Regions from separate parts of the Homo sapiens genome. Here region 1 is linked to region 2. Evidence: chromatin loops called from intact Hi-C (ENCODE). Cell type or tissue: GM12878. All regions are shown on one strand. Each heading gives the region's core, and the rest is flanking DNA. Links, peaks and the distances in the headings are about the cores only.

The links. Peaks named below come from ENCODE experiments on the same cell type or tissue, not always from the same donor. Only the 100,000 strongest peaks of a DNase experiment are listed, where the experiment ranks them.
Region 1: it touches region 2 in a loop (3-fold over the local background); 12 of 110 quality-filtered maps call a loop at or near these places.

Annotation. Positions count from the first base shown.
Region 1 is chr1:207,747,568-207,763,844 of GRCh38, forward strand. CD46 (CD46 molecule) reads left to right here and starts at 4,487. Exons shown (of 13, transcript NM_172351.3): 1 at 4,487-4,742; 2 at 9,447-9,635; 3 at 9,973-10,075; 4 at 12,072-12,157; 5 at 13,682-13,879. The coding sequence starts at 4,646. It also overlaps the pseudogene CDCA4P4. RefSeq lists enhancers at 557-851, 4,538-4,747, 14,642-15,442, 15,443-16,241 and silencers at 4,328-4,437, 5,017-5,374. In GM12878, for the core only: no CTCF peak of the experiment used is centred there; no DNase peak of the experiment used is centred there; H3K4me3 peaks cover 189 bases.
Region 2 is chr1:207,856,493-207,872,769 of GRCh38, forward strand. No RefSeq gene overlaps it. Among named protein-coding and RNA genes, the nearest start is that of MIR29B2CHG, 42 kb to the left of the region's middle. RefSeq lists enhancers at 11,750-11,799, 11,880-12,059 and a silencer at 12,330-12,719. In GM12878, for the core only: a CTCF peak has its summit at 7,636; a DNase peak (open chromatin) is centred at 7,579; H3K4me3 peaks cover 903 bases; H3K27ac peaks cover 618 bases.

The DNA.
Region 1 (16,277 bases), core at 8,870-11,369, 110 kb before region 2:
GCTACAGTCCCTCTTTAATGAATTCCAGTCTTCTTTATGGAATTGGTTAAACCCTTTATTAAGCCCTCTCTTGCTTATATGTCTTGTATTAATACTTGAACCCTGTATACTCAATACTGTAACTCAAATTGTTTCTTCTCCTCTAGAAGCAACCAAATTCCAAATGGGTGTTATAAACTGGATCACGCGTGGACACGCCCTATTTCCAAGAACCCTTAGACAGACCCCAGGAAGAGCCCTAGCTGCTGTTCCCCATTCAACGTCCATTTTCAGCAGGAAGTAGCCAGAAAAAGTCGTCACCCAATAACCCCCTAACAGCAATTAGGTTGTCTCCATGGGGGGCTGGGGGGAATGTGATAGGAGTTACTAAGAAATTATTTTAGGCAGATAGAGAGGAAAAGCGGTCCTTGGAAAGTTTTCATTTCTTTTAAAGCAGCTCCAGAAAAGTTTCTTGTCAAGAAGGAAAGCCCAGGCCCTTAGAGCCAAGCAGGCAACCTTAGGTATGCAGATACCGGCCATTAGAAATTGGGTCTACCCAACATGATGATTCCCATGGTTGTCCTCTTGCCCTTGCGCTGACATGTGCCTGGCAACATGGCCCCACCTATCCCCACACGGGTAGAACATCATGGTGCCCTGCATTTGCATATTAATAGACTAGGGTGGCAAGGCCAGTTTTTTCCCGGGCTATGTGAATGACATGCCTACTGAAACCAATCCGCTGAGCCCTATGCAAATCAGGCACCGCCTCCTCCAGCCTATGTATACCTGGCTGGTTTCTGCCCCACTTGAGGTCTCCACTCTCAGCTTTGGAGCCCCCGTCTCTGTCTCTGTACAGGGGAGCTTCTTCCTTCTTTCTTCTCCCTTCTTTTTTGCCTACTAAACTCTCCACTCCTTAAAACCACTCCACGTGTGCCCATCTCGTTTTTTTCCAATTCAATGCGAGATGAAGAACCTGGTGTTCCTTCACACATTGGAGCCCTATCAGCAGGGGCTGGACACCAATTGCTCTCTGAAGCTATTCCTAGCCCTAACATTCTTTGTTTTGTTTGCTGTTTTGGCACACTAAGTGTGTAAAGTTTATGAGGCTTAAATGAAATTTTCTGTCTCTACCATTACAATGAGAAAGGAGTAAAATATTTTTATTTTGCAAATCTACTTATGGAATATAGTTTCTAATATACTTATGTTTTAAAAGCCTTCAAAAGCCAAGAGGAAACAAAATACTACCCATTCCTTCTGAGAAATGCACTTCTTTCTGTACCTGATTGTTCTCATAATCCCTGTGTTGATATGTAATGCCACAAAAATGCTCTTGATAGTAACAGGAAAGAGGATCAGACACAGCTAACCGTAAAGGTCAGTTGGCTGGCAGGTGCTTAGTAGATGCAAATAGAGGCCCATTCATGCTACTACACCTGCTCCTGAAAAGCATAATGCAAATACAGTATACTAATTTAGGAGGCAAAGAACCATCTAACATCAAACTTTAAAAGAGTTGGCCACAGTTTAATGACATCCCTGCACACCAGCCTCCACCCACACTGCCCTTCATAAGCCCCTAAAAGGAGATTCCATAGTTCTAAACCTGGTCTACAAACACACATATCCTCATTCTCTCCTTTTCTTCTCTTTGGCAGTTTGGCAAAATCTTTAGGGGGAGTTGGAGGAAACATTAGTGTTTAATCTCCTAAATCCCCTTCATTCAAAGCTTTGGCTTCAAGTTCTACCCCTGTTAAGGCCTCAGGAAGTTCACTGTCGACACCCTCCCTTTGAACTCAGTCACTAAAATGATCTCAAGGCTAAGGGATAGACCACAGCTCCACTTCACAAGTAAGCTTGCAACACCTGATTTAGGAAAGTTTGCTGTGCAGACAGTTGTAGCTCATCCCTTTTACAGACCAATCTTGATTTGTTTCCTAGGGTTAAAATTATTTAAATCAAAATCTCTCAGAACTTTGTGGGCATTTGGTAAATTCATGCTGGGGGAGAACTGGCAGAGACATGTTAAATGCACTTGACCACAAGAACCATTTATTTCATCCAATATTTACCAGTTATTCATTGTACACCTACTATAGATTTTGGCACTGTAGATATGAGAAAATGCTATCCCTGACTCACGAAACTTATCCAAAAAGTAGAGAACAAGGCTCAGCCATTCAAATAAAGCCTCAGTTGAATCAAATAAAAATAAGTTTTAAATATTTAATGTGAAAGTCTTCGAGTATGTTAAGAATGGCTTAACTCAGGGATAGAAATTTTACTGATTGAAAGAAAATTTCAACAAAATACCAATCTTTGAATCTAATTTGACACCCGAAACTAGGCAATCAAACATTAGCACTATTTTTTCTTCTATAGTTTATAATAAAATTTCTCATGAGAAAAAAAGACATTTTTCTTCCAAGCCTGAAAATGGATGGAGAATTTTTAATATTTATTGTTGCTGAGAACAGTAAATAGACTATCCACTTTCACAAATGAAGGCTGGCTTTGAGCCACAGAACATATCTGTTATATCACTCTTTGACACCATATATTAACAGAAATAATAATTTTCCCGCATTGAGTTTCCTATTTACCATCTCTTTAATTATACCCGCTTTAATTGCTGTCATGGAGTGTTGAATTTTATAATCCAAGATACTAAGATGTTTATCTGATATACCACCTCCACACTTAATGTCTTATAATCTCTGCCAAGAATTTAAAAATTTTTGTTGGTCGGACAGGAAGAGGAAATTCCATGGTTTGGTGAACCCAGAAATTGTTCAGTACATCTCGGTTATAAAACTGTGTTAAATACACTTAAACTCTATAATTCTATAAGACCCATTTTAGGTTTATACACTGAGCATCCAGTTCCTCACCGTCCTCTCATAGGTTAACCCTGTGTAATACAAGTTCTGCTCCCATAATTCTATGAACAAAACAGCCCTTGATATATAGGTTTGATTTTTTAAATACATTTTCTTTACTTTATTCTAAATGTAACATAAGGTCAACATAGAAAACTGAAAAGCATAAGGAAAGTGAAATATCTGTAATCTTATCAACCATTGTTAATTTTGCTGTATTCCTAGTTTCTTTTTATACATATCAATATGGTACTTTTGTTTTAATAAAAGGACTGCCAAAAGGCACATGCCAGTTTGGACTCTGCTTTTTCCACTTACAATGATATCATAGTTTCTCATATTTGGTATTCTTTTGCAATATTTGCTGCATAGAATTCCATCACACAAAGGTAACTGCCAGAAATTCTTTATTACTTTTGCTAGACACTTAGGGTTTACATTTTTTCAAAAATTAATCACATCAGAGTTTTGATCACATCAGAGCTTTGATCACAGCTCTGATGATTTCTCTGGGAACTGAGAGCCTAACACAAGTCATGTCCACTTTAAGACTTTTAACATACTGAAAAGTTATGTTACAGAGTGCTGGTCCCCCTGCAACACGTTCACTCACATTGGCTGACGTTTTAATTCTTTGCCAATCTGAGGGGAAGAAATGTCAACTCTTTGTTTGCTCTTTTAATGTCAGTCATGTCCTTTTCCTTTTACCGGTCATTCCGGTTTACTCACAATCCTACAAATCAATCCTGCTCATTCTTAATTTTCCAGTATTGTTCCTCAGATTGTTTCACCAGAAAAGTTCTCCCCCTTATCCACTCTTCACCTAACAATTTCTACCCATCCGAATCCTTCTGCATTTATTGCTTCCAGGAATTTGGCACTTAGGACACCCTTGTCCTTACATTGTTCATGCATGTATATTTCGTCTTCAATAAAAAATTTAGTTGCTCAAGGGCAAGGGCCCCATAGAGTCTCAATATTCTAATTGCCTGGTGTTGCTTAATAAATTAGATTCGGAAGGGTCCCCTCCAGGGAGGGGAGCAAAGGGCAAATTACCTTAGGGGCTGGGAGTGCAGAAGCCAAACCTTTGAGATTGTGAAAACAAGACGGCCCCGAGACGATCCAGTAGCAGGCATTCAAGCAAGAAAAACTCAAATATTGTTCCCAATAATGCCTGACTAATGCCAAATACCAAGTAAGGGCCCAGGCAGTCCTGACAGCCTGCAGTGCCCCAGGATAAAACTAACCCTGAGGGGTGCTAGCCCACGGTGACCCCCTGTCTAGACTCTGGATCTCTATTTTTAGGTCGAAGTGCTTTATTCTTGACTCCCGAATTCCCGGAAACTATTACCAAAGCAGCTTAGTTTTCTCTCCACCCTGCCTGGGTCACAAATATGACGGCGAGCCAGTCCTTTCCCGCAGGACGCCTCAGGCTTCCGGGATGGTAGGCCAAGGGCTTAGCAAGAAAAAAGGCGGCCTCGGGGAACCTGTTCTGTTAGGTTCCGCCAGGGCCTCCCCCTGACCTCTCGAAGGCCAAGGGCTGCCCATGAACGCCGAGGCTCCGCCCCGCGGCCCGCCGATTGGCCCCAGCCGCCCTGGTGACTCGACGCACTTCCGCCCCGGGCGCGGCTCGGGCCACGCCCACCTGTCCTGCAGCACTGGATGCTTTGTGAGTTGGGGATTGTTGCGTCCCATATCTGGACCCAGAAGGGACTTCCCTGCTCGGCTGGCTCTCGGTTTCTCTGCTTTCCTCCGGAGAAATAACAGCGTCTTCCGCGCCGCGCATGGAGCCTCCCGGCCGCCGCGAGTGTCCCTTTCCTTCCTGGCGCTTTCCTGGGTTGCTTCTGGCGGCCATGGTGTTGCTGCTGTACTCCTTCTCCGGTAGGACCCCGGGGCGGGTTCGCGCGTCCGCGGCGAGACTAGAGCTCTCCTCAGTCGGGCAAGAGTCGCGGGGCGGGGCTCACAGCAGGCCGTGCCTGTTTGGGGACAGGGTTCTCTGAGGGGTGCAGTGCTCAGATCCCGGGGGTATGTGGCGGGGAATGCGGGGACCACGCAGAGCCCGAGGTGAAGCTTGTTTGGTGGCGTCGTGTGCGCGGCCAGCATTTACGCAGGATCTGGCTGCGTCCCTAAAAAAAGCGTGAATCGTGTTTTCGGGATTGAGCCAGTCGGCCAGGGGAGCGCGGACTGGGCGCCCTAGGTGAGGGCTTGTTCTGGAGTGCACAGGTGCGTGGGAGTGTTGCTAGGGCCCGTGCTGTGTCCGTGGTGAGAGTTTGCCCTGTGTTCCCTTGGTGCCTTGGTGAGTGGGGTGTTCATTAGGGCTTGGACAGTACCCGCGGTAAGGGTTGCAGTGCGTCTGCTGTGCCCCATGTGCTGGGCTGGGCGAGCAGGGGCCTGGCCAGGTGTTGCTGGGAGCGTGCTGTGCGTAAGTGGCCTGTGTGCAGAGTTCACTGTGGGCAAGACAGCTCAACTGTTTGCTTTGAATGGAGTGAGCGCGGACTCTGGGGCTAGGGAGGGCATGTTGAGTGAGAGCAGGCTCTCGGTGCCTGGGGTTAGAGAGGTGGTAAGGGCGCGCCATGCTTTTTGTGCCTTCTGTGAACAGTCTCCGTGTTACCTGAGCTCCTATTAGTTTGTAAATGGCTGCTTTTTTGGGGGGTGGGTGGGCCATCGAGTCTTCTTCCTGTTCCCAACCAATATAGATAGTATCTGATTCCATTGCCTAATGGCTTTTTGACATTGTTTTCCTTCTTTTCATTACTTTGAGTCATATTTGAGAGATGTGAAACAACCTAAAAAACAATGGTAGCCAAACCTAGTGAGAAATTAGTATCCTAACAAAGGAAGGCAGATAATGTTAATCTTGTTTTCCCCTGCAGCTCATAAGCTAAAGCTTAAGGCCTATCCCACTAAATTTATTTTGTATTTCATTGAATGGAATCAATACTTTTAAAAATGCATGCTAGGCCAGGCGCAGTGGCTCACGCCTGTGATCCCAGCGCTTTGGGAGGCCCAGGCGGGGTGATTGCCTGTGCCCAGGAGTTCAAGATCAACCTGGGCAACATGGCAAAACCTTGTCTCTACAAAAAAATACAAAAATTAGCTGGGCATGGTGGTTTATGCCCGTGGTCCCAGCTACTCTGGGGGCCGAGGTAGGAGATTCACTTGAGCCCAGGAGGTGAAGGCTGCAGTGAGCTGTGATCATGCCACTGCACTCCAGCCTAGATGACAGAGTGAGACCCTGTCAAAACAAAACAAACAAACAAAAAAAAAACCCGCTAAGAAATACATGCTTATTGTGCGATACGAACAGAATCAAAAGACAGCTATTTTTAATATTTTGGCATATTTGTTTCTGCCTTCATGTGCGCGTCATGTGTATCTATGTCCAAATTATATTTAGGATCCAATAACATGTATAGTTTCTACGTTGCATTTTTTTCCTTAGGAGCATTCATTCAACGAATATGGGTCTTGTATGTCTGGTGCTATTACACTGGTAGGCAATAACAAACCATTCCTATTTTCTTGATCCTTTTTTCACTATTTGTTTACACACACATTCATGCAGGAAGATAAGCAGGGACTTTGTTTTGCTCAATGATAAGTGCTCAGTGCCGGGAACACAGTAGATAACCAATAAATTATTTGCTAAAATGTATTGGGATTGGCAGACATTAAAATCCAAAACATAATAGTGACAAATAAATTATGAACCAAGGGAAGTGCTCTGGAGGCAAGCAGTATAATTTTCAGATATAAATCTGACAGCATTTAACAAATGATTGGAGAGAGGGAAGGCTTCTCTGCTCATCAAACAGACTTTGGGGCATCTGTGCTTGCTGTTCCCTCAGCCCAGGAACATTCTCCTCCTGACCTGCTGCAGAAACAGTCTCGCTCTTCTGCAAACTCAGCTGGAATGTTACACCCTCAGAGACCTTCTCTGATCACCCCACCTCGCGACCCCCCCATCTCAGGTTGAACACATACAACCCAGTTCAAGTCCCTCTTCACTTGTAATCACCCTTTTAAAATGACCTTTTCTGTTCTTTGTCTCACCCTGTCAGAATGCAGGGATCCTGTCTGTCTTGTCGCACTTGTGGTTCCAAAAGCCCGATTTGTTTACCTCTGTATCTGTTAAATACCAGAAAATTAAATATACTATTTGGCTGGGGCTTAGAGCCTAGGAAAAAGTTCCTCCTGCCTCCAAGAGGAAGGTTCTTTAAAGAGCTATGCTCAGGATGGTCTTTCTGCGGTACCTAAAAAGCTAGGGCAGTGGCAGCTGAGAGCCAGAAAGGATCTGTCTCCCCTATTTGTTGACTCTGCAGGGCTTCCAGTACTTCAGTCTTGCATCTCACTGATCATTAAAACGTTCATTTTGAAGGAGGGTAATGGGAGTAGGGAGTAGTGGTGATAAGAAGAAAACAAAAGGACTTTTTTTTTTTTCTTTTAAGATTAATGTTTAGAATAGGCTTAGTGCTAGAAGTTCAGCCTGGACAGCATAAGCAGACCTCACCTATACAAAACATGTAAAAAAAAAAAAAAAAAATTAGCCAGGTGTGATGTTGCATGCCTGTGGTCCTAGCTACTTGGGAGACTGAAGGGGGAGGATCACTGGAGCCCCTCATGGTCAAGGCTGCAGTGAGCCCTGATCATACTCCAGCTTGGATAACAGAGCAAGAGACCCTGTCTCAAAACAAAACAAAACACACACACATACACACACAAACAAACAAAAAAAGAAACAAAATAGGAAGCTGAAGAAGATAATGAAAGCGATTTGAAATAGAGGAACATAGAATTATGAAATGAATAGGGTGCAACATGGAAAATAACAAAACTAAGAATGAAGAGAAGGAAAAGCAAGGTTAAGTTTGAGGTTCATAAGGGTAAATCAAGACAGGTATGAAACCTAGAGAAAGTAAAAATGAGAAGTCACGATGCTAGGCAGAGAGAATACGTGAATTAAAATAAACATTCAATTTTTGGAGCAACTCACTCTCACAAGGAGAAGGTTTCGTAAGCAGACAGTGCTGTGCATGGGAGACCTGCCCTCTCAAAGGTAGTTGCCAAATGGTTCCAGATAGTTGAAGGAAACATGTATCAAATTTCAGGCCAGTCTCATTCCTCCAGAAGAGGAGCTGCTTTTTTGGACAAAACCCGCAATCTCCTGTTGTGCGTGGTCTCTTCTGCCTATTTTAGGTGTTTTCCTTATTTCCAGTGAAAGAAGCCAAGATCAGTAAGCACTTACACAGTAGCGTCTCAGTTTCCTTACTGGGCATACTACAATGCAAAGAGAGCAGTCCATATCTGGTCACCTGCCAGGATACCAGAAGACTGGGAGATAGGCAGCACAAGAAATGGCCTAATCTTCTTTCTCCATTGTGCTGTAGAATGATTATTTTCAATATGAAATTGATTACAATATATTCTTCACATTGTTTTGTGTTTGACAGCAGTGGATTTTGAATACCAAATTTTTTTTGAATAGCTACTCTGAGTGACATATTGTGCTGGGTGTTGTGGCCACATGGATGAATGGAGTTGGCCTTGTTAACTATTAAACACAAAAGCATGTGATAGTTACCTGAGAGATCCATGCAGGGGAGAGTCCAGGGGAAGGTGACTGATCACTGCTTCCCAGGGGGAGGCAGAAAATGCTTCCTGGAGGAGATGATGGGTGGATTAAGGAAGATGAGTTGAGCAGGAGTTGTAGCTACCAGCCAGGGAGGAAGGGTATTCAGAGCAGAGGAAGCAAGGTGAGCAAAGGCACCAAGATGTGACACTACTGGACTGCCAAGCTATTCAGTGTGGCAGAGTAGGGCAAAGGAGGCAAGAAAGAAGGAAGAGGATTAAATCACAGGGTGAGTAATTCTGAAAAGCAACAGACTCATCAGGAGTAAACACTCACCATCATAAATTCAGACTTTCACGTTATTACCTGTCCTTTTAGGGCAACTTGAGCCTTTTGTTTGACTTAGCACAACATGAATCCAAACTAGGGTTGTTTTGATTTTCCCAGGCACGGTAGCAGACAATTTCTTGAATACTTATTTGCAGATAGAGTTTGTCAGTGTCAGCATTTCTTGTGCACCCACAAGGTGAGTATAGTAGAAAAAGAAGAACATGGTTCTTGACCCCCAGGAACTTGCCTTTTAAGAGAAGACACCCTGAAGTGACAAGCTGTTATAAGTTAGTGTTTTAAACTATGGAAGAACAATCTGAGCAGAGTACTCTATACTGTAGAAGACTTCTTAGAGGAGAAGTTACTTTTGAAATGAATTTAGAAAAATGTGGGGAAAGATGCATCCATATATATTTTAAGATCAAAGACATTAATGCTGTCTCTTCAGTTTATTGTCGAATGTTTATTCCCAAACAAACCAAAAGCTAATAGGATGTTACTTAAAACATGCAAGTCCCATTTCCTCCACTGCTATGAGCACTCAGGTAAAAGCATGGAACAGTCATTTAAAATCTTGCCAAGGGCCTTTCTGTTTTTTCTGTACTACCTGCTGCCAGACCACAGTCCATGGCTGATGAAAGTGATATCAGTACTTCATCTTCATGTTCCTATTCTCTTATCCCTAGATGCCTGTGAGGAGCCACCAACATTTGAAGCTATGGAGCTCATTGGTAAACCAAAACCCTACTATGAGATTGGTGAACGAGTAGATTATAAGTGTAAAAAAGGATACTTCTATATACCTCCTCTTGCCACCCATACTATTTGTGATCGGAATCATACATGGCTACCTGTCTCAGATGACGCCTGTTATAGTAAGTAAACAAACCTCTTTTTTTTTTCTGCTTGCTCTAGAGATTTGCATACATTTTGGGGTACATATTCCACTACGGTGATGATGATTTTCTTCTTGTAAAATGAGGTTCAAGATAACAATGCATTTTTGCAAGCTTTGAGAAATCAAAATCTCCAAGAAATCATTTTCCTGGCAATAGATTGCCTGGGTGAATATGAATCTTAAGTTTGCCCTTATAATAAGTAAATAATGAAAATTATATTCCCACCCATTCAAAAGAGCACTGCAGAATTTTGATTTTGATTCAGATCTGTTTTATAACTGGATTGAAAACTATCAAAATTATTTTCTTTCAGGAGAAACATGTCCATATATACGGGATCCTTTAAATGGCCAAGCAGTCCCTGCAAATGGGACTTACGAGTTTGGTTATCAGATGCACTTTATTTGTAATGAGGGGTAAGTTGCTCCTTAGAGGAAATAAGGGAAGTGTTAGTAATTTTATTTTTGTTTTGCTTCTCTTCTTAAGCATTCCTGTAAACTTAATTTTGCTTTCTATGTGACAAGTTATACTTCTAGCCAAACAACTCTTGGATGTTTTATGGAGATAGGCAAGATATATAGTAAATAGAAAGTAATTGATATTTAAGGAAAGCAAAACTACTTGCTGTTTCTGACAATAAGTCTGTTGTAAGCATTAAGAATGTAGTAATCATGAGAATTTGTCCTTCACAACTGAGTGTCCCCTATTTAAATCTGCCAACTCTTAGAGTTGAAGTAGGGCTCACAAAAATGAGAAATAGAATTGCCAACTAAAGATACACTTGTATCCAGATGACTCTGTAAAGTGTTATCAGACCAAAACTGACGCGGTTAGCCTTTACCATCATGTTGATCAAAATCTCTCAGTTGAAAAACCTTATTTTTGAGACTGCTACAGTGTGAAGCATCTCAAGAGCAGGTACTGAGCCCTCGGTAATAGCCTTTGTTCTGTAGGGTTTTGAAGTTGTATATATTGGAGATACTAGACATTTAAGATAAATGTGCATTTATAGAGTAAATGTAAGTATTCTGCTATAACAGAATACTTGAGGCTAGGCATTTATAAAGAAAAGAAATGTATTTGGCTCATATTTCTGGAGGCTGGAGAGTTCAAGGGGATGGCAGTAGTGTCTGGCAAGGGCTTTTGTGCTGCATCATAACATGCTGGAAAGTGAAAGGGAAATTTAGCATGTGCAAAAAAGACAAAGCACAAGGGAGGGGGTTCTCGCTTTATAACAACGTGCTCTTATGGTAATGAATCCAAGCCTACAAGAATGAGAACTCATTCCCTGAAGAATTAATGAAGACCCTCTAGAAAGGCATTATACCTCTTAATGACCTAGTCATTTCTTAAAGGCCCCACCACCTCTCAATGCTGTTACACTGGCAATTAAATTTCAATATGAGTTTTGGTAGAGACAAACCAGATTCAAACAATAGCAGTAACACACCATAATATAGAAAAAGTAAGTGAGTCTTGGAGGAAAAATCAGCTGTGACTATGTAAGGCAACTGACAGTTTTTAAAATTTGGTCAAGTAGAAATATTGGAATATTCAGTTGACACATACTGCTTGCTAGGCACACCGAGGGATACCAAAACTTTAAGACAGTGACCTTCCTAAAAGAAGTTCTAACCTTATTGAGAAATAATATATACTGAGAGCAATAAAAGCAAAATACTAAATGAGAAATACCAAATAAGTAGAATTATTCATGATAATTACTCTAAGAGTCCAGAAGGAGGAGAGATTCCTGTGAATTTAAATCAGGGAAGATTTCATTGAGTATAGGGGTATACTTAATGAAAGTATTCTTATACTCAGTGAGCTATTCCTAGAAATACACTCTGTTCTAAATAATATTAATAGAAGCTAAAACTCATGTAGCACTATCTATGTGCCAAATGCTAACTTATCTAATCCCCTAAACAACCCCATGTACTGTTATCCCCTTTTAATCAATTAGGAAGCTGAGTGAAGGAACTTTAAGTGACTTACCCAAGCTCAAGAAACTAGATAAGTTGAGAAGCAGGGACTTGAATCTATCCATTCCAGCTCTAGGGCCTGTTCTCTCTACACAGTCCTTGTCCTTACTGTGCAAAGTGGTGTGAGAAAAGGCACAGAAATGAATGTGTAATGTGATTGCAGGAGGCAGCAAAGAGGCTGGGTGGAAAGGCACAGCAGATTTATTTAGACATCTTTGCTCTTGGCCAATATATATTCAAATGGGGAAACTCTATTTGATTAAATTGCAGATTTATTTAGCACTTTCGTTATATAGTATGTTGTTTAAGAAACCACCCCCTCAAACTACTGTAGTGTAGAAAAGAAACCATATAAAAAATTCCTTCATTATTATGTGTGTCTTATTAATTGCTATACAAAACAGTAACCCTTTCTTTTCTCATTTAGTTATTACTTAATTGGTGAAGAAATTCTATATTGTGAACTTAAAGGATCAGTAGCAATTTGGAGCGGTAAGCCCCCAATATGTGAAAGTAAGTAAATTCTTTTTTTTTAAATTTAGACCAGTAGTCCTCAAAGATTTTTGCCTCCTTTACACCCTTTACACTTTAAGATTAACAAAGATCCCAAAGAGGTTTCTTTTATGTGGGTTATATCTATTGGTATTTATCATATTGGAATTCAAACGGAGAGGTTTTTAAATAATTATTGATTCTTTTTGGTTTTGTTTGTTTTTCCTAAGACACGGTCTCAGGCTATTTCCCAGGCTGGGGTGCAGTGGCACAATCTCAGCTCATTGCAGCCTCAGCCTCTCCAGTAGCTGGGGCTTCAGGCATGTGCCACTATGCCTGGCTTTTTGTAATTTTTGAAGAGACGGGGTTTTGCCATGATGCCCAGGCTGGTCTTGAAATCCCATGCTCAAGCAGTCTGCCCCCGTGGGCCTCCCAAAGTGCTGGGATTACAAATGTGAGCCACCCCACCTGGCCTGATTAATTTGTAAGAATAAATGCAATACAAATTAACATATGTAACATAATTTTTATGAAAAATAATAATTTTCCAAATCAAAATAAAATTAGTGAGAATAGTGGCATTGTTCACATTTTTTGCATATCTCTTCAACATCTGGCTTAAAGCAAGATTGTATTTGGCCTGTTGTGTTATCACACAATATGTAGCCTTTGGAAAAATATCACTATATTCTTATTAGGATCAGAGTGAAAAAAGACAATAATATTTTGGTGGTATTGTGAATCACCAATTTAGAAAATGGATATATTTATAAATTGCAAAGGATTTCTTAACTAGCACCGAGTTAAGCATATTTTCTCATTAATTGTCAGCATTTCTTGTGATGACTAGAACAGAACTTAGCATGGCCTTCCAAATAAATACAGGCGTATTAGGCCGTTTTCGTATTGCTCTAAAGAAATACCTGAGACTGGGTAATTTATAAAGAAAAGAAGTTTAATTGGCTCATGTTTCTACAAGCTGTACAGGAAGCATGGTGCTGGCATCTGCTGGGGGTTTGGGTAGGCCTCGGGAAACTTAACAACCATTGGGAAAGACAGAAGGAGAGCAAGGTGTCTCACATGGCAGGAGCAGGAGGAGCAAGGTGGGGAGGACGGGAGGTGTTGCGCACTTTTAAATAACCAGATCTCCCAAGCACTCAGTATCACGAGAACAGCACCAAGGGGACGGTGCTAAACCATTCATGAGAAATCCACCCCCATGATTCAGACCCCTCCCACCAGGCCCCACCTCCAACATTGTGGACTACAATTTGACATGCGATTTGGTGGGGACACAGATCCAAACCATATCAATAGGTATTTACACTTTAAGAAAATGAGATTTGTTCTGAAAGTTAGTTACTACATTAATGGTTTGAATTTGGGATGATATATTTGCTCATAGAAACCTTCTTTTAAATCCATATTGAATTCACAAACAGCTTGTAGAAACCCTATATTGACAAATTTATTGAAGACACAGAAATTTTACTAATGCTGTCTTAATCTTTTACATTTCCTTTCCTCTTTTTCTTCATTTTTAAGAGGTTTTGTGTACACCACCTCCAAAAATAAAAAATGGAAAACACACCTTTAGTGAAGTAGAAGTATTTGAGTATCTTGATGCAGTAACTTATAGTTGTGATCCTGCACCTGGACCAGATCCATTTTCACTTATTGGAGAGAGCACGATTTATTGTGGTGACAATTCAGTGTGGAGTCGTGCTGCTCCAGAGTGTAAAGGTAGTGTTTCAATTTATTTCCTTCTTCATTTGTAAATACTATGGAAACATTTTGTAAATAGTTTCATCTACAGATAAACAAAGCAGGTGTATGTGCTTCCTCCTCCTGTATAATTGGTTTCTAATTTATTTTAATTCAGGTCAATTCAAGTCAAAAAATAGTTCTAGCTAGAGTTCCCTATTTCTCACCCCTACATGTTCTTGGCATTTCATTTTATACAGTGTGAACTACTGTGTACCTGCATGAGTTAGAAGTTTTTGTTTGAAAGAACCAAAAAAAAAAAATACACACTGGCTTAAAGAAAGTTTCATCTTGTATTACAAGAAATCTAAGAGTTCTGGCTATGGTAGTGGTAAACTGTGACAGACTAATCGTCTCACAAATAAAAATGATAAACTCTGGATAAAAAAAATTTTTTTTTTAAAGACCAAATGTTTAAGGCACTCTGGAGTGACCAAAAGTATGAAGACCATGTAGGGGACTTGCCCATTTAAAGAAAGAAATCACTGAATAACAGTGATTTAAAAGTATATACTCCCCAAGTACACATGAAACATTCTCCAAAGTAGACCATATTCTAGACAATAAGACAACTTTTAACAAACTTCAGAAAATTGAAATCATTCAACATGCATTATCACAATAGAATGAAAGCAGAAATCAATAACAAAGCCAATCCCCAAAGAATTGGAAAGTGTACAGGACACTTCTAAATAACCCATGCATAAAAGAAGTAGTCAGCAGGGAGATTAGAAAGTGTTTTGAATTGAATAAAAACACAACATCTCAAAATATCCAAATATGTAGGATGCAGCTAAAGCATTGCTTACAGGGGAATGTATAGCATAATATACTTGTGTTAGAAAAAAAGAAAAGTCTCAAATCAATGATCTAATTTTCCACCTTAAGAAACTAAAAAAGAGCAAGTTAAATCCCAAACTAGCAGATGTAAGGAAATGATAAAAATAGAGCCAAAATCAATGAAATTGAGAAAAGAAAAAAAAATAGAGGAAATCAGTGAAACCAACAGTTGCTACTTGGAGATCAATAAAGTGTGTAAACCTGTAGCCAGACTGACAAAAAAAGACGCAAATTAACCAATACTGAGAATGAAAGAAGTGGTGGCCAGGCGCGGCACCCCAGCCAGCTTGAAGACCCTGCCCTCCTGCAGCCGGCAGGGGCAGTCACTCCCGGACTTGTCCTTTTAGAAGTTCCAGCTTTACCACTTGCTGGTGGAGCCCAACCACTGCCGCAGGGTCCTCATCGCCAACACGCCTGGCAGATCCAAGAGGAGATGGCCCAGGATGAGACGTGGCACACACAGGCACCCGAGAGTGTGGGGTTGGCGTTGTTCCACTGCCTGGTTTCTGCAGAGATCCTGTGCCTGTGGCCTGTGCCCGCCATGTGGAAGCCAGAGGGGGTGTGCCATGCCCCCCGCTTTGGACACTGCTGCGTGAAGGGGCCAGTTTTCAGACCTTTGCTCTGTCACCTCAGCACTGGCGCCAGGAGCCCTGAAGAGCAGCATCTGGGAGACGGACAGCCCTGGGGAAAATAGAGGAGGCGTTCAGAAGTAGCTAGATGAGATATTTGAAATACTGAAGACCAAAAACCCCAGTTTGCATGGAAGAACTGGCCTCAGATGTGGTCAGTTCCTATGATGACCTGGACACACGGTGCTGACCCACACGATGGGAGGTGGCCCTGCAAAGCATTCAGAGGCTTGGGCCTGCTGCCGTCCGGCCTCCCACCTCCAGCTGCAATTGCATTCTGACCTGGGCAAGTAGGAACACGTAGTGGAGATCCTGATGGAGACCTGAGCCAGGCGTCCCGGAGTGCTGGCCAGGCGTGGAGTACGGGATCCAGCTAAGGGAGACTGGCCAGCCTATAGCCCCCCAGCCTTGCTGGCTCCTCTGCTAATTCCAGCAGGGTCTGCAGCCCCAGACCCATCCCCTTCCTTCCCGTCTGCAGAGGGCAGGCCAGAGGCTGGTCTCAGTGGGAGCTAGGGCTCTCCTCAAGGGCTTTTTGACCTTGGGCCAGTCTTGACATCCCCACAGCCCTGCGCCCCTCATCACTTTTCGTGTCTCTCGGAGACGGCGAGCTGCAACTGCAGCAATCTTGTTTAAATTTAGGTAGGTGAATTTCTTAGAATTAAGTTTCATATGTTTTGAGCAATAAGTTTTCTTAAGATATATATATTTTAATCTTTTTAGTTTTATCTCTGAATATTTTTTATTTTTTTTCAATGTATTTTTTTTCTGGAAACATTCTGTGCTGCTACATTAGAGCCTACACAGTTTAGTTGGTACATTTCATTCTTTTAAGGTTCAAATAAGGGATTTTATTTTCCAGTGAGTTTCCTTGCATTGTTAACAAGTCAACAGCGTTAACGTATGATTTT
Region 2 (16,277 bases), core at 6,491-8,990:
TGCAGCAAAGAGAGCATGGGGCCTCTGTTCCTCAGCCACAGCCTGCAGTTCTCATTCCAGCTGCTGATCTTTCAAATTGTGCATGCAGTCAGGGAAGTTAGAAAAACAACGCCCAAGTAGATGTGTCTGGCTGACCTACCTCCTGGACTATCCAGGTGGAGGAGAAGCATACATCTCAGATATCTGCACCAATACTTTCAGCATGTAAACTGATGGAAGACATCAAACAATGCATCAAAGACATATACCCCTCTCATGAAGAAGAGAGCTGGCTGCTCTAGATACCACAGCCATCTCTTCTAGCAATCTCTGCCAGCTCATTTCCAGAGCATCTGAACACAACCATCTACTTCCTAAATCACAACATGGCAGTGACTAGAGCTGCCACCATCCCTTTCTACCTGTCAGATGCAGAAGGATGCACAGCCAACAGTAACAGGACCACAGAGCTGTTTCTCTAATATCACAAAAGCTTTCAATACTGTTAATGAAATGGCTCTAGCAGCCACCAAAGAAATCTGCTACTGGACTTTGTTGTCCAAGAAATATGACCTTATGGTACTGAGGTCAGAGAACAGGACACTCCTCAGCACTATTCAGTCAACAAATATTAGTGAAACACAGCACTGTCAGGTACTATAAACAACAGAAAAGACAAGACTCAACCTTTATGTCAATCAAAGGTTGTTAGGGAAGCAAGGTTACTATAGAAGAAACAATCAGAGCAATCATCTCTAATGTGGCATGTATAAGCAGATCCACTAGGATGAAGAAGAAAATATTACAATGTTTATACTTTACCAAAATACAAAAAATTAAATTTTACTATTATTTAATACGGGAATTGACACTGACACACTCCTTCAATTTGTGTGTTGGGTGGTTGCTGTATTTAAGGTACCAGAGGAATCCTTGTGTCTGAGTAGGAGATCCAGATGCAGAAGGGTAGACAGTGACACCCCCAGTTGCCTGTTGATTTAGTACAGTTTACATCTGCCCAGTGAAGCAAAGTTAGAGACACCATCTTCAATACAATAAACAACAGTCCTTTGTAATAAGACGGTGAGACCCGAACGTCATCTGACCACATTGTCACTAATTATCTCGTGGTAAAAATATCTAAGAGTTGCTCAGCTTAGAGAAGAATCAGGCCAGGTACGGTGACTCACACCTGTAGTCCCAGTGCTTTGGGAGGCCCAAAACAGAAGGATCTCTTGAGACCAGGAGTTCAAGACCAGCCTGAGAAACACAGCAAGACCCCCGTCTCCACAAAAATTTAAAAATCAGCCGGGCATCATGGAGCACATTTGTAGTTCTCACTACCAGGGTGGCTGAGGATTGCTTGAGCCCAGGAGTTGGAGGCTGCAGTGAGCTATGATTGTGCCACTGCACTCTAGCCTGTGCAACAGAGTAAAACTCTGTCTCAAAAAAAAAAAAAAAAAAAGAGGAATTATACTTTTTTTAAACCAGAAAACAAGAGTTCTAAAATGTGCTGACCTCTTCTGTAATGAGTGCCAGTAAGTAGAATGCTACTTAATGGGTATTTTTAAACAAACAAATAAATACTCTGTATCTTTATGGTGAAAGTAGAATTTTTTTTAATGGGTAAGAAAGCCATTGTTCTTTTAAAACAGGCACTTGGAAATCATTTCTACCATTATGTGATAATGTTGCCAATTTCAATGTAAGGATGTCATCTCTAAAATCTCCTTATCTGCACACACTCAAAACAGAACATCAAAACTTGTTTTAAAATCTCCCAAAATGAAGTATTTCAGGGGTCTTGAACCCATTTATTAAATTCAACATATAAAAGTATTAAATTTTGCAATGAGTTTGTAAGAACAACTGATTGATATCAAGACTGACTGAAATATATTAGCTGGATTTCAACAAAAACCTTTGCAGAAAACAGTGGATGTGACTAAAAAACAAGTTATCAAGATTTCGTAAGTATAATCCAGGATGAATTTCTGCCATGGGCATCTGCATATCATTGTGAGGTCTCTTTTGAAATATCCTGACTCAAAACAGAACTTCTAGCTGCAAATGACACCAAGCTATTCTGAAATAATAAATTATGCTCAATTGCAATGTTCTTAGTGAAAAAGAATCATTCTTAATAGATAATTTCACTTAATTCTTCAACAAATATCCATCTCTTATATACACATGTCAGGCACTATTCCATGCTCTGAGATATAGCAGGGGACAAAACTCACAAAAATCCCTTCTCTCATGGAGCACATATTCCAGTGGGGAGAGAGAGAAAATATACTAATATAAATAAATAGTATGCCAACTGGTGAAAAAAACACTACATGAAAGGGATGCAAGGAAGGCTAGAGAATGCTGGGGGCTTGGGGGACCCTCTGAGAAAGTAACATCTGAGCACAGACCCAAAGGAAGTAAGAGATTTAACCACAGGGCTATCTGGGGAAAAGCATTCCAAACAGAGGGAACTGGAGGTACAAAGGCCCTAAAACAGGAAATGCCTAGTATACCTAAATAACAGCAGGAGGCCAGTGATGCTGGAGCGAAGTGCAAGTTGAAAACAGTAACAGGAGATAGATACAGAAGTAACGTAATAAAGCCGGGTAAGGTCGTATGGACCTGTATTGTGCAAGATGGCAGCCACTAGCCATGTAAGGCTATGGAGTACATGAAATGCAACTAGTTCACATGGAGATGTGCTTTGACTATTACTTAGTACAACAAACAAACAAAACAAAAGCAACGTAACATATCTCAGAAGTGAAAATACTGTTAACATACTGGGCTAAATAAAATACATTATCAAAATTAACTTCGAGTGGTTCATTTTCCATTCATTTTTCCTTTATCAAAAACTTTTAAATTACCTACGTGACCCTCATGTGTAGCTTACATTATATTTCTATTGGGCAGTGATGAGATAAGCTATGAGGTCTTATGGACCACAGTAAGGGTGATTGCTTTTACTGAGAGAGAAGAAAAGCCACTGCAGGGTTTGGGCACAGCAGAGCATGATGTGACTTAACATTTCACGGATTGTTTTCGCTGCGGGGAGGACTACAGCCTCTAAGGGGCAATAAAGAAGCAGATGAGAGAGGATGGTGGCTTGGACCAAGGTGGTGGCAGCGGAAGTAGTTCTGATAGATGAAATTTTGGATATATTTTACAGGTAGAGTCAACAAGACTTACTGATGAACTGGATGAAGGACAGATGAGAAAGAGGGAAATCAAGCATGACCAGAGGTGTTTTCGATAAGCAACTGGAAGAACAGCATTCCCATAAATGGGATGGGGAGACTGCAGGAAGAACATATTGGGGAGGGAAACCAGGAGTTCCATTTTGGACACGTTTAGTGAAATATCTGTTAATATCAAAGCTGAAATACTAAACAGGCAGATGGAGACACAGGTCTACAGTTCAGAAGAGAGTTTGGGCTGCAGACAAATGATTAAGGGTCAACAGCATATAGACTTTTTAACTTTCCATTATAGAAAATTTCTGGGCTGGGCGCGGTGGCTCACGCCTGTAATCCCAGCACTCTGGGAGGCCAAGGTGGGTGGATCACGAGGTCAGGAGATCGAGACCATCCTGGCTAACACGGTGAAACTCCGTCTCTATTAAAAATACAAAAAAATTAGCTGGGCGTGGTGGCAGGCACCTGTAGTCCCAGCTACTCGGGAGGCTGAGGCAGGAGAATGGCGTGAACCCGGGAGGCGGAGCCTGCAGTGAACCAAGATTGTGCCACCGCACTCCAGCCTGGGCGACAGAACGAGACTCCTCAAAAAAAAAAAAAAAAAAAAAAAAAGAAAGACAATTTCTAACATAAGTAAAATGAGAGAGAACCGTATAATAAACCCCCAGGTACCCATCACCCAGCTTCAACAATGATCAGCTCATGGTCAATCTTATTGATCTCCCAGGATTACACTGAAGCAAACTCTGGAGATCACTCATATAGATGGTATTAAAAGCCATACAACAGGAGAGGATCACAGACAGAATGAGAGAAGATAGAGAGGAGGTGCCCAGGGCCTTTAATGTTTAGAGGTCAGGGAGATGAGAAGCCGAGAAGGAATGGCCAATTAGGCAGATGGAAAGCCAGAAATACACACCCTGGAAGCCAAGTGAAGAAACAGCGTCAAGGAAAAGGGTATGATCAGCGGTGCCAAACTGAAGAGCTCCTGTGAGGAAGATGAAGAAGTGACCACTAGAGTCAGGATCATGGGAGTTACCATGGACCTTGCCAGGAGCACTTTCATCAGAGTGGTGTGAGTCAAGAGAGGATGTGAACACAGCAAGGACTGAAAATATGGAGGGACAGATGATGGGGCAGTAGCTGGGAGAGGTGACCAAAGAAGACTTTTTGAAGATGAGAAAGCCTTTGGAAACGATCGAGCAGGGGGAAAAAGTGGTGATGCAAGGAGGAGGGGACAGGCTGGGGCAATGTCGAATATGTGAGAGTAACTGAAATTTAGGGCAAAGTAGAAGGCTGCCCTCGGACAGAACCATGAAGAGTTCATTTAGGAAGAAGGTAGGGAATACAATATATCCTAGCCATTTGAAGTCTTTTGTTTTGTGTTTTATAATACTATAATGTATTTTAGCACAGCACTACTTTTTATAAATTATAAATACACACACAAACAAGGGGAATTGCTCAAAAGTTTTAACTGATATGGGCACACAATCAAAACGATTAAAGACCACTTAACTGAAAGAAAACAAAACATATCATCAGAGGCTGAACATGCCTTCAGTGACAAGGAGATATGTATCATAAGGATACTAGGTTTTATATCTGAAAATATACTTTTATTAACTAAGATTTTTTTAAAGGCTCAGACACTATAATCCAGTAACTACAATACAGTTGCATTTGAACTGAAAATGCAAAAATATAAGAAGAATCATGGACCATTCTCAAAATCAGAGCATCACAGGAGTCAGAGTCTGATTATTTACTTACATAAAGAAATGTAAATCAGTTAAAAGTTTTATCAGCAAGACAGGCCTGAATTGTATCATCATATTTAGCTACTGAGGCAGACTGGCTAACCAATACACAACGAACAGCAAATCAAGAAAGTGGGCCTGTCATCTGAAAGGCTGGCAGGTAGCCTAACTGGAACAGGCAAAAGCCCCAAACCAACCTGAAGTCCACAAAGCCACAGAAACATCCAATTTGCTCAAACATATTAGCAACACTTGGCTTTTGCCAAGCCCTGTAACAATTCAGAGCCCCCCTCTTTAAACGTGTTCATTTAGCCTCTCCACAATCCACCAATTCAGGAAGCTCTCCATTTTAACTTTCAGAGCTATCCACACTCAAGCCCAAAAGTGTTACATGGATACACACAAGGCCCAAGCAGCACCACAGTTAGAATGCCGGGTCGTGTGGCTATGAGACACAGGCCTGCCACAGAAGCCATGCCTGGCTTCTTGAACATTCTAGGCGCACCTTTGTCAACCACATAAAATGACAGCATGAGAGCATGAACACCAAGCTATAAAAACGTGGCAGGTCTGCCTGCACAGAAGTGACGGTTGTGGTCACACTGCTCAGCTGGGGTGAACGCACGGGGAAAACTGCCAAGCAGCAGCTCTCCTGTGGTCAAACTGTAAGCTCCAGGAGTTGGGCCCTGTCTGTCCTTTTCACAGGTGTAGGCCCAGTGTCCAGTACAGCTCCTGAAACAGAGCAGGCTCCCAAGAAACATCTACTGAAGGAAGGGAAAAATGACTAGCTACATTAAACCATAAAGGCAAGAGGGATCATGAAAAAATGCTCAAAATCATAAAAATCATCTAACAAAACTCAGGAAGCTGTTGATGGCAGCTGACTGGGAAGAATCGTGGGTAGCTAAGTAAATCTAAAAGGTAGAATTGCAAAACATAAATTCTTTTAAGAATGACCATAATCTTTATTAACAGAGCCTTGAAGATTTGTCATCAACTAAATGAAACATGAGGATCTTGTTTGGAGCCTGACTCAAACCAACTGGCTGTTTTCAAAAAAAAAAAAAAAAAAGAAAGAAAGAAAGAAATTGAGACATCGAAGGAAAGTTAAACACCATTTGGATATTTGGATGACAGGAGATATTTAGGGATGACTGTGCTTTTTCAAGGTGTAATAATACCACTAGGGTTAAGTTTTTAAAAGGTATTATCATTTAGAGATATATTAAAAAGTATTTATAGATAAAATAATACAGGATCTAGGTCTTGCTGTAAAATAATCCAAGAAGGGAGTAAGAAAAAGGTGGGTGAAGGTATAAAAGAAATGAGAAAAGCCATGTGTTGATTACAAGTCGAAAAACTGGGGGATGGGAACATTGAGGTGTATTACGCTAACTCTATCTTTGTGTACCTGTGAAAATTTCCATTGACAAATTTGAAAAAAAAAAAAAAGACTAACCATAATGTCAAACCATAGTTAATTTCCTCGCATTTGCCGCACTGTTGGAAAATAACTGAGAGGCATTTTTAGTCATACATGGACACAGTGGTTTCTGAGGAGACCAGCAGAACAGAGCTGAGAGTCCCATCTTTTCTTTATCCCTGCCATCATGTTCATCTGAGACTCACTTGTGTCATTTCTGCTTTCATCCTAGGCCTGAAGAGGTCTCCATGTTTCCTCTCACAATGGCTCCTACTCTCCTTCCACTCTTCCCTTCTCTGCCGCTGGTTAGTTCTTCACAATTCTGGTGGCCCTCTGCTATACCCAATGATCCTGACTACCTCTAACCCACCTTTGTAGCCAGGTTATATTCCTTCCTTCTCATGGCCCTAATGCCAATGGATTCTGTCATGCCCATACAGCTTTAACCCTTCTCTTTTCCTTAAAGGCAGTCACTTAAAGGCACTCATCGTCATACATCCAAGTATGTCCATCTTCCCCCAAATTTGTCACACTTGCTGCGTTAAGCACCTCTCTTCCTCCACTTACCCACTCAGATTCCTCCTGCACATTTCCAGGACAGATCAAACAAGGATGGGTCAGCCAATAAATATCTGAGGCCTATTGTGTGCCAAGCTCTCCACTCAGCACTGGGGTGACAGCAAAGGACAAGACAGATACAGACATGCTCTCTTGAAGCATGTGATCCAGTGCAGATGGAATTAAAATTGGTTCAGCTGCCCATAAACCTTCCAGATCAAACTGTGAATCTTTTATTTACCTCTGTATCCTGAGAACTTCACACAGCGCCTGCCATATAATAGATCTTTAATAAATATCTGATAAATGATATTTATTTATCCAAGTCAGTGCAGTTGTCTCAACATAAGTTTAAGACCATATAGTATGGGGTCACCCTAAACCCTACAAATGAAAAGATATTTAAGAGAGAATGTTTTCTTTATAACAGCCTCTGGGGAAACTGTGTCGGGGAGGTATGAAGGAATGCTCCTAGAGCCAGAGTTACCATTACCAGCTAAAAGCAGCTCTAGGTGTGCTCGACTTCTGTCTTCTTTGCTATTATGGATTGTCTGCTCCCTCCTCCTGCTGCTGGCCTCCTCCCTATCAAGTGTAACGAGAATCAACCTCAGTCACCTCCGTTCCCCCTGCTACTTCCAGCAAGTGGTTTCCTCCTGCTACCAACGTGTCTCACTTCCTATCTGAGCAGAACTGCCCCAACTGCTGGGCTGCTGCTGTTCTGCAGCAGCGAGAACTTTAGCCCTGTTCCTAGCTAGGAGTTTCAGCAAGACTCTGGCTTGAGGACCAGGTCAAAAAGGTGGAAACTAGGACACAGAAGGACTCCATGAAGGTTGGCTGCAGGAATAATGAATGCTGATTCCAGTCCCAAGCCAACACAGACACATGTCCCACAAACGCCAAGCCCAGGGCCTTATTCTGACAGAGTGGATGAGTGCCAGGTTCAGACAGACATGCCAGGCTGGGTTGCAGGCTCTCTCTGTGGCGGCATCTCCAGGACCTTGGCACTAAAGGTGCCAGTAAGATCAGAAACAATAGAGATATCAGGGGAAAGATCCTACAGGACAGGCGGAACCAATGAGCCTCCTTTCTCCTCACTCAACACTGGGCTTGGGTCAGTCCAGTATATCCTTGACCCAACACTTGGGTCAGTCCAGTATATCCTCTGTACTGCCCAGGGAAATCAGAATGAGAGGGACAGTAGCTTGTCAAACCCAGTCCTGCTGAGGAACTCAGGCCTCCAGGCTCCAGGGAAAAGGCTGAAAATGAAAGAGCTTTCCTAGATACAGAGTGACTATTTTTGAGCTGACTCTAATAATCTACTATTTCAACTACCAGATCATCCTCTCATGGGATCACAAAGACAGGCCCAATGCAGAATCTTTAAGAACCCTAGAAATCTGAAATAGCCATCATAAGCATCCTCAGTAAAAGGCCAAGCACTTTTCTGGTAGTCTACAGCAGGGGTTGACAAGTTTTTATCTTTTATCCTAAAGGGCAAGATAGTAAATATTTTAGGCTTATGGGGCATACAGGCTCCCTTGCAGTTACTCAACTATGCCCTTGTAGCATGAAACCAGCCTCAGACAATACACAAACAACGGGCGTGTCTCTGTTCCAGTGAAACTTTATTTACAAAAACAGGAATCCGGCCCACGGGCCACAGTTTGCAATCCCTGGTCATTGGGAAAACCTGCTCTTCCAGTATTTCCATGCTCCAAAGAGGAACAGAGGCTCCCATCCACCCGGAGGGCTCCTATCCACACTGAAGACAGGGACCCACTCTGGGGACTAGGCCTCCATCCCTACTAGTCCCTCCCACAAGGTACTAAGAAATCTAGGCTACTTGTTCAAAAAGCCTGGTCTGCATCAGAAACCTGGGCAAAGGTGGAAAAAGCTTTCCAGACATCAAATCAGAGGGCTTCAGAACTGGAAGAAGCTAGATCCCTAAGACTAGACACTTAGGCCTGGAAAAGGAAGTGGTGTGTCCAAGATCACGTAGCTAGCAAAAGTCTCCTGACTCTGTCCAGTGCTCTTACTCCTCCAGGGTGATAAACAGCTTGCTAGAAGAGGCCAAAGACTTGTGGCACATTTCTACAGCACGTCCCCGAGCTATAAGCAAATGGCACAAGACCTTGGGGGAAATAAGTGCATGCGTGTGTGTGTGTGTGTGTGTGTGTGTGTGTGTGTGTGTGTGTGTGTGTTTTTCCAGGTATACCTGGACATAGTTACTAGGGAGAGGAAAACTTAAACAAAAATCCTAACTTTAAAAAGGGATATGGTTTGGTAGAAGATGTGGGTTTTTGTTAGCAGAAATGTCCAGGGTCTGGGCAAGCCCTGGGATAATAAACCAGTACAAGGCATACAGCCTCACTCAATTCCAGGTAATGCCCCAGGCCCTAGGATCTACCTCTACCCACCTTCAAGCTTCATAATCCAATATCCTTCAAATCTTTTCCCAGAACTGACTTCCATTGCATATTTTACTTGCCTGACCATAAACATTTTTATTTGGATACCCTGCCATCATCTTGAAGGCAACATGTCTAAAAGAAAATCAAACATGACTCCCCAAAACAAGTTTGAACTCTAATGTTTCTATTTCTATAAATCACTAAGGTTCAAAATTTCAGCACTTTCTCTTCCCCACGTCCTGTCCTCAAGCCAGAGTAGCACTCCAAATTATCTCTTCTTCTTCATTTCCACAGGCTCCACCCTAACCTATCACCTCCGATCTGGTATGTTGCTAGTCTCCTGCTGGGGACCCCAGATTCCAGGCTTGCAACAATGCCAGATCTTCCCCCATATACTCATCCTCCTTTCATTCACCACAGTCTCTTCAAGGTCAAGGTCCAGTGCTACTCACCTTCGGCTTCCCAGTTCCCAGAACCTCACCTAATATGGGGGGCACACAATAAATGCTGAATGAATGAATCACGGTTTTCATCACAAGATGAAAGAAAAAACTTAAACAAAAATCTTAACTTCAAAAAGGGATACGGTTTGGTAGTTTTCATCACAAGATATCTGCACAAGAAACCTCAGGCCCTTCCTAGTTCCTACTCCCTCGAACCCAGACTGCTGAACTCTGAAGGCCCACCATCATCTCACCCTGCCCACCTCAGCTCCTACCAGCCCAGAAACAGGCTTTTGGCTCCATCTAGCTCATCAATGCTGGACCCTCCTCATGTGCCAGGCATTCCTGCATCCACATCTCTGCCCACGCTCTGCTCACCCTGCCCTGTGATGACGTCCATGCCCTTCCCCCTGCATCTACTCCAACTCCTACGCAACTGCCAACTGCCGAGCTGTGGGGGGAGACAGGGGATGCAGGAAGAGGGGAGATGATAAAGAAGACTGGGGAAAGGGGAGCATGATGAAAACATGCTGGGGTCTCTCTCTGATCCTTGGAAGCATAACCCTCTCAATGGGTCACAGGCGATTTAGAGAAGGAAGAGCCGGGAGGAGGAGCCAAATTTTTCCACTGAACGAAAGGCATGATTTTCATCACTGCTTCTGTTGCCCCGGTAACCAGGGACAGCCCAGTGGAGAGTACAGTAAAAGAACACCATGTTTATCTTTGCTGTCTGATCTACTTCCCTGTACACCCTTCCCTGACCATCCCCTAGCCCCAGGCCTGCTCCAAATCTCTTATAATGCCACCACCATCCTTCTAGTTACCCTTGCTCCTCAAAGGCAGAGCTAATTTCTCCCTCTCTTTATCCAACCCTAAGTACCATGTGTTCTTCCACTGCAACATTTTGGGGTTCATCTCGCCATGCCACCTGCCATGCCAGGGGTCCCCCAAAACAAAGAGCTGGTATCAAAGCACAAGGATGGCTTCTGCTCTACCAGACAGGGCAAGTGGGACTAGTGGGGCAGGAAGGTGAGGAAAACTGCCCAGCCAACCGTGTTCTCATCCCACACAGCTGGTGTGGAGAGGGACCTGGCTCTCCCAGCCCCCCTCCTATGGCTGAGATCAGGAGAAGGAGCCAGGTTGGGGATCGGGGGAGTAGGTTCACCCACAGGCTTCCACAGATCCTGCCTCCCACACGGACACCGTGTCTGCGTGACCTGAGAGCGGAGACACAGTGCTCGCCCTGGAAGATTATATAAGCGTTATATAACATGGTGGCACCAATAAGCACACAGGAGCAGTTGTCGAGTGCCAGGGACAGGCCAGGGGTGGAACCAAACCCAAGGGGCTGGAGGTTCAGCCCTCCTGCCACCAATGCCAAAGCAGCACCAGGCCCTGGCTGCCTCGGCCCTGTCTATACCTGCTCCTTCCAGCCCAGAGGACACAGAGAGAAACTTGCCAGGCTCTGCGCTCTTCTTCCCACTCTGGGCAGCAGGGAGGGGCCGCAAAACCGTCACCACCCTGGGCCATGGCAGCCTCTGCCCATCCGGCCTAAGGCAGCCTAGCTGCCTTTCCTGCAGGGGAGCAGCCATGGGGTCCTCGGCAGGGGAGGGGTGTGGACCAGTAGCCCCCTCCTCTCTGTCCTCCTACCAGAATGTAGGAGCACTTGTTTGGGGAACAAGTGCTGCAACAGCAGCTCCAGGATTGGCTGGGCCAGCCGTTCCTCTGCTCTGTCACTTGCTGTTTCTCTAAAAAACAAAACAAACCGAAAGGGAAAGAAAAAAAAATTAAGCACATTTGACAAATGCCAGATCCCAAATTTTGGTCTACGGTTGCAAAGCTGGAAGGAAGGGGTCCTAAGGAAATTACCCTATTTCCCTACAGCCCCCATCTCCCACCATTCCTGGCCAATTCACCATCTATGAACTTGGGCTGTGAGCCTGAAGATTGCTCCGCAGCCCCTATCTCTGGAGCTGCCTCAGTGGCTGTAGCTCCTTCGGGTAATATTCCCCCTCCCTCTACAGAATGCTCAGAGTCTGCGGCTCCCGGATATACACGCGGGACTAGGCGGCCGGCCTGGGGCAGTTCTGGGCAGTTTGGGCCAGGTCTTAATCAAACTCCTCCACCGTCATCACCACACCCACTTTATTAATTTGGCAGGGGTGGGGGCAGCTGAACAGAGACAGAGCCAAGTGATCTCCCGCAGCACCTGCCCTCTCCTGAGCTATGCCTCTGGCCTTCCCGCCTCCTCCTCCACACGGACCTCCGCGCCCCCTGAAGAAGGGGGGAAAAAGAAATACGCATTAATACCTCGAGCCTTGGCGCACCAGCCCTCGCCCCCTCAACCACCTGTCTCTGCGTTCTCCCCCGCAGCCTTCCTCAACTCTGGGCGCCCCCTCTGCAGCAAAGGGGCACCACGCCCACTGCGGAGAGGAGAAATGCAAGGTGGGGAGCGGACAGGGGCTCACTTGAGGGCCCGGGGGCTGCTCACTCACCCCTGCGCGCAGCTGGCCCTGGCCCCAGAGCCTGGGGCCCGCCCGGAGCTGCTCCAGGCCGCGACCGCTCCCACCCCCGCGGCGAGGCCAGCAGCGCCCCAAGGCCGCGCTGCAGCCGGGGTGGGGCGCGACCGGAGCGCGGCCGGGGCCCTGGGCATCGTCCCCAGGGAGCCCACCCTACCCCGGGACGCTCGGGGACCGCCCTGCAGGCCCGGCCCAAGGTGCCCACTCCCACCTGGCCGAGTCCCGGCTCTTACCTCGGCGGCCTTCCGCCCTCCGGGGGTACTGCGCAAACAGGCTCTCCCCCGGCCCCCGCCCGCCAAGCGCCCCGCTGCAGGCCCGAGATGCGCAGCCGCTGCGGACGCCGGCTCCGCGGCGGCCGCTTCCCGGGCGTGTGAGCTCAGCCTGCCCGCGCGCCCGCGCTTCCCACGCTCGGCGTCCCGCGCGGCGCCACCCAGCGGCCGCGTCGGGCGCTGCACGCTCGTGTCCGGGAAAATCTGCAGCAGCCGGGCCTGCCAACTGATTCGGAAATTCCCAGAATTTGACCATGGGCTTGCGGCGGGGCGGGAGACCTGTCAGGCCGTGTGGCCGTCGCTAGACTCGGGGCAGAGCAGCTCCCACCCACCCTGTCTCTGAAGGGGACTCCAGAGTCTTTGCAAGATATTCTGATTTCCCCCCTGTTCCTCTGACCTTGCCTCGCCATATTTCTTCCAGGGCAGTGGAGACTGTGGGGATGCTGGTGACTCCTTGTAAAATGGGGGTGGAGAATCGAGGGGTGGGAAATGGGTGGGAAGCGCTCGAGGCTGGCATCTCAAGGCCTCCATGGGCCCGTCTAGAGATCCGAGGTGTGCACTGAGTCACTTCCCGAGCTTGTTAGAACACACATGCACAGATGCCCCAGCCTACCTGTAAATTCTAATTCGGAAATTTCAACTGCTGTTTTTAACCTTTTCTTGTACCTACACCCTTCTGAGAATTGCAGAAGAGCTATGGACCCTGTCTTCAAAAAAAGCACATGCATACAGAAATATAATTTTGCACAATATTTCAGGGAATTCTGAAACTCCTCAAAGCTCCGTGGATCCCAGCTTAATATCTCACTTTGTGCAGATACCCTAAGCAGAAAGAGCGAGCTGGTGATTACCTGAATACGCTGCCATCTTATCTCATGCTTTTTCCTCCTTCAGGGATATCTCCACTGGACGCCCAACCTCACATTTCCGCCTGTAGAAATTCCACCTGTCCTTTAAGGCCAACTCGAAAACCTCTTCCTCTCTGATTTTCCCAATCAGCAATGTCATTTATGACCTCAGTTTTCTGAGAGTATGTCTTTTATGGCTGTTAACATGTTATAAACACACCTGTATTTATTTCTGTGGTTGGTTTTCTTATCTCCTTCTAGATAGCAAAACTGTTTTAAGATCAGTTTCTCCCTCTGCAACTACTAAGGGCCTTACATGGTATGCCTTCGACAAACAGTTCTTAAGTAATCAGAGAGATTGGATTGAGAGAATAGGAGGCCCAGCAAATGCCTTTGCTCTACCTGCACCTTTCCTCCCTTCCTGATGCTCCACCACATGGACCTCTAGGCGTCTGGAAAACAGAATCCTCAAGTTGATAGGCTTATCTCATTCATTCCTGCTCCTCCAGGCAAGGCAGCCATAATTTAGGGGTTCCTGGATGAAGTTGCAAGACAAGTTCATGCAGGACACACATACCAAATAGCAGATATTCTACCACCAGTGTCTCCTAGTCCAGTGAGGGATGTCCCCACCCGCCTGGTGCACAAGCAATGTGGATGTCATCCTTGACTTTTCCATCTCACTTCCCTCCTTTCTTGCACATATGCCAATCAATCACCACATCCTGATTCTACTTCCTAAATCTTAAATCTCTAAGATTGGCCCTCTCTTTATTCCTAGCTCATTCCACCATTATTTCTTGCTGGGATTTCTGCATTTGTCTCTAGCCTAACTCGCCTACCTGCCTCCAGCCTCACTAGGCCCAGATCCAGTCTCCACATCTGCTGTGTACTGAATGTCTGTATCTCCCTAAAGCTTGTTTGTGTGCTCTTTCTCTCTCTCTCCCTCTCTGCTTTCCAACACGGGAGGATACAGTGAGAAGATGGCCAACTGCAAACCAGGAAGCAGACCTTCTCCAGACACAGATCTGCTGATGCCTTGATCTTAGACTACCTTGCCTCCAGAATGGTGAGAAATAAATGTTGTTTAAGCCACTCAGTCTGTGGTATTCTGTTGTAGCAGCTTGGACTAAGACAATATCCCATTTAGAAGGATCTTGCAAATATATCAATCCTTTCCCTACGTAAAACTCTTATGCAGTTTCATTCTGGACTAAGGATGAGGTTCAAACTCCTTTGCCTGGCTCACAAGGCCTCCTAGATCTGGGCCCAACTGACTCTCCAGCCTCCTGTCTTGGCACAGCCTCCACTCTTACCTATATGCTTCACTTGTACTAAACACCATGTTTCTCTCCATCTTGATAAAAGTCCTCCCCCAATTTTTTTTTTGAGACGGCCTCACTCTGTCACTGTCACTGGGGTGCAGTGGTGTGATCTCAGCTCACTGCAGCCTTGATCTTCCCGGCTCAAGTGATTCTTCAAACTCAGCCCCTTGAGTAGCTGGGACTACAGGCATGCGCTACCATGCCCAGCAAATATTTTTGTATCTTGTAGAGACAGGGTTTTGCCATGTTGCCCAGGCTAGTCTCCAATTCCTGAGCTCAAGCGATTTGCCTGCCTCAGACTCCCATAGTGCTGAGATTACAGGCATGAGTTGCCGCACCTGGCTGTCCCCGACTTTTTGAGACTTTGTTTCACCTATTCCTCAGGTTTCCCAACTGTCTCCTCCTGCACCACCTGGCCCTTCCTCTGCTATAATATGAAAATCACAATATTGTTATTGTTCTTATATGACGTCTGCTTTCCCTGCCACACTAATACCTCTGCGATAGTATCCTCAATGCCTAGCACAATACCTAGTGCCAAATGGGAACACATAAATATTTATTAAATGAATGAAAGCTTTGAACATGGCACATAGCCCAGATGAGAGACTCTGGGGGTAAATGCAGTGGTGCTTCATAATCTAAAAGTCAGATAGGGTGGGACAGGCCTACTGCTTTTTAATAATAGCACTATTCACTGTTTTCAAGTGAATTTCAATCTTTCTGAGTTTTTTATTTCCTTATCTAAAAAATGAAAATAATAATAATTAGGGTTGCTCTGAAGGTGGCCAGAGATATATGTGTAACAAAGTATTTTGTAATTTTAAAATTCTCTCTCTCTCTCTCTCTCTCTCTATATATATATATGTTAGAAGTATTGTATTACTTCACTTGATCCTCACAATAACATTTTGAATAGACAGCTGACATTTCCTACTTTGCATATAAGGAAACTGAAGGTAGACATGGTAAAGCAATTTGCCTAAGGTCACCCAGATGGTTGCCAAGGAACAGAGGCCTGACATGGGATTTCAAGCTCAGACTCTCTCCGCCACATCACCACTGCTCCTCTCTCCATCCCCAAAGTAGGTATCGATGTTGGGACACGTACATGTTGACATCCTGAGGATCATGCAGCTCATAAATGTCACCACTGACCGCTTCTGAAGGGTTTTTATGTGTGTGTGGATGTGTTTGTTGAGGCACAGGGGGCAGAGGTGAGTTGTTGGTAGAAAATGGACTATATATCAACAGTTACCAAGATAGGAAAGAATGGGGTGGGGAGGAATTGGCCTTGGCCTTGGGTCTGACCCTATGCTCTCTATCTCTGCCCCTTCTCTTACTCTAATGGGGCTACCTCAATTGACAGCCCCCTTTACTGTGTAGTTGGACCCCCGCAGGCTCTGAGCTTCTCAGAAGCTGGAGATCTTCCATTTCCTCCATATTTTCAATTCTGTCCATCAGCAAATGTTTATTGAGCTCTTACCAAGTGCTTTGTCACAGCCCATGGAAGCCTGGCCAAATTGCTTAACC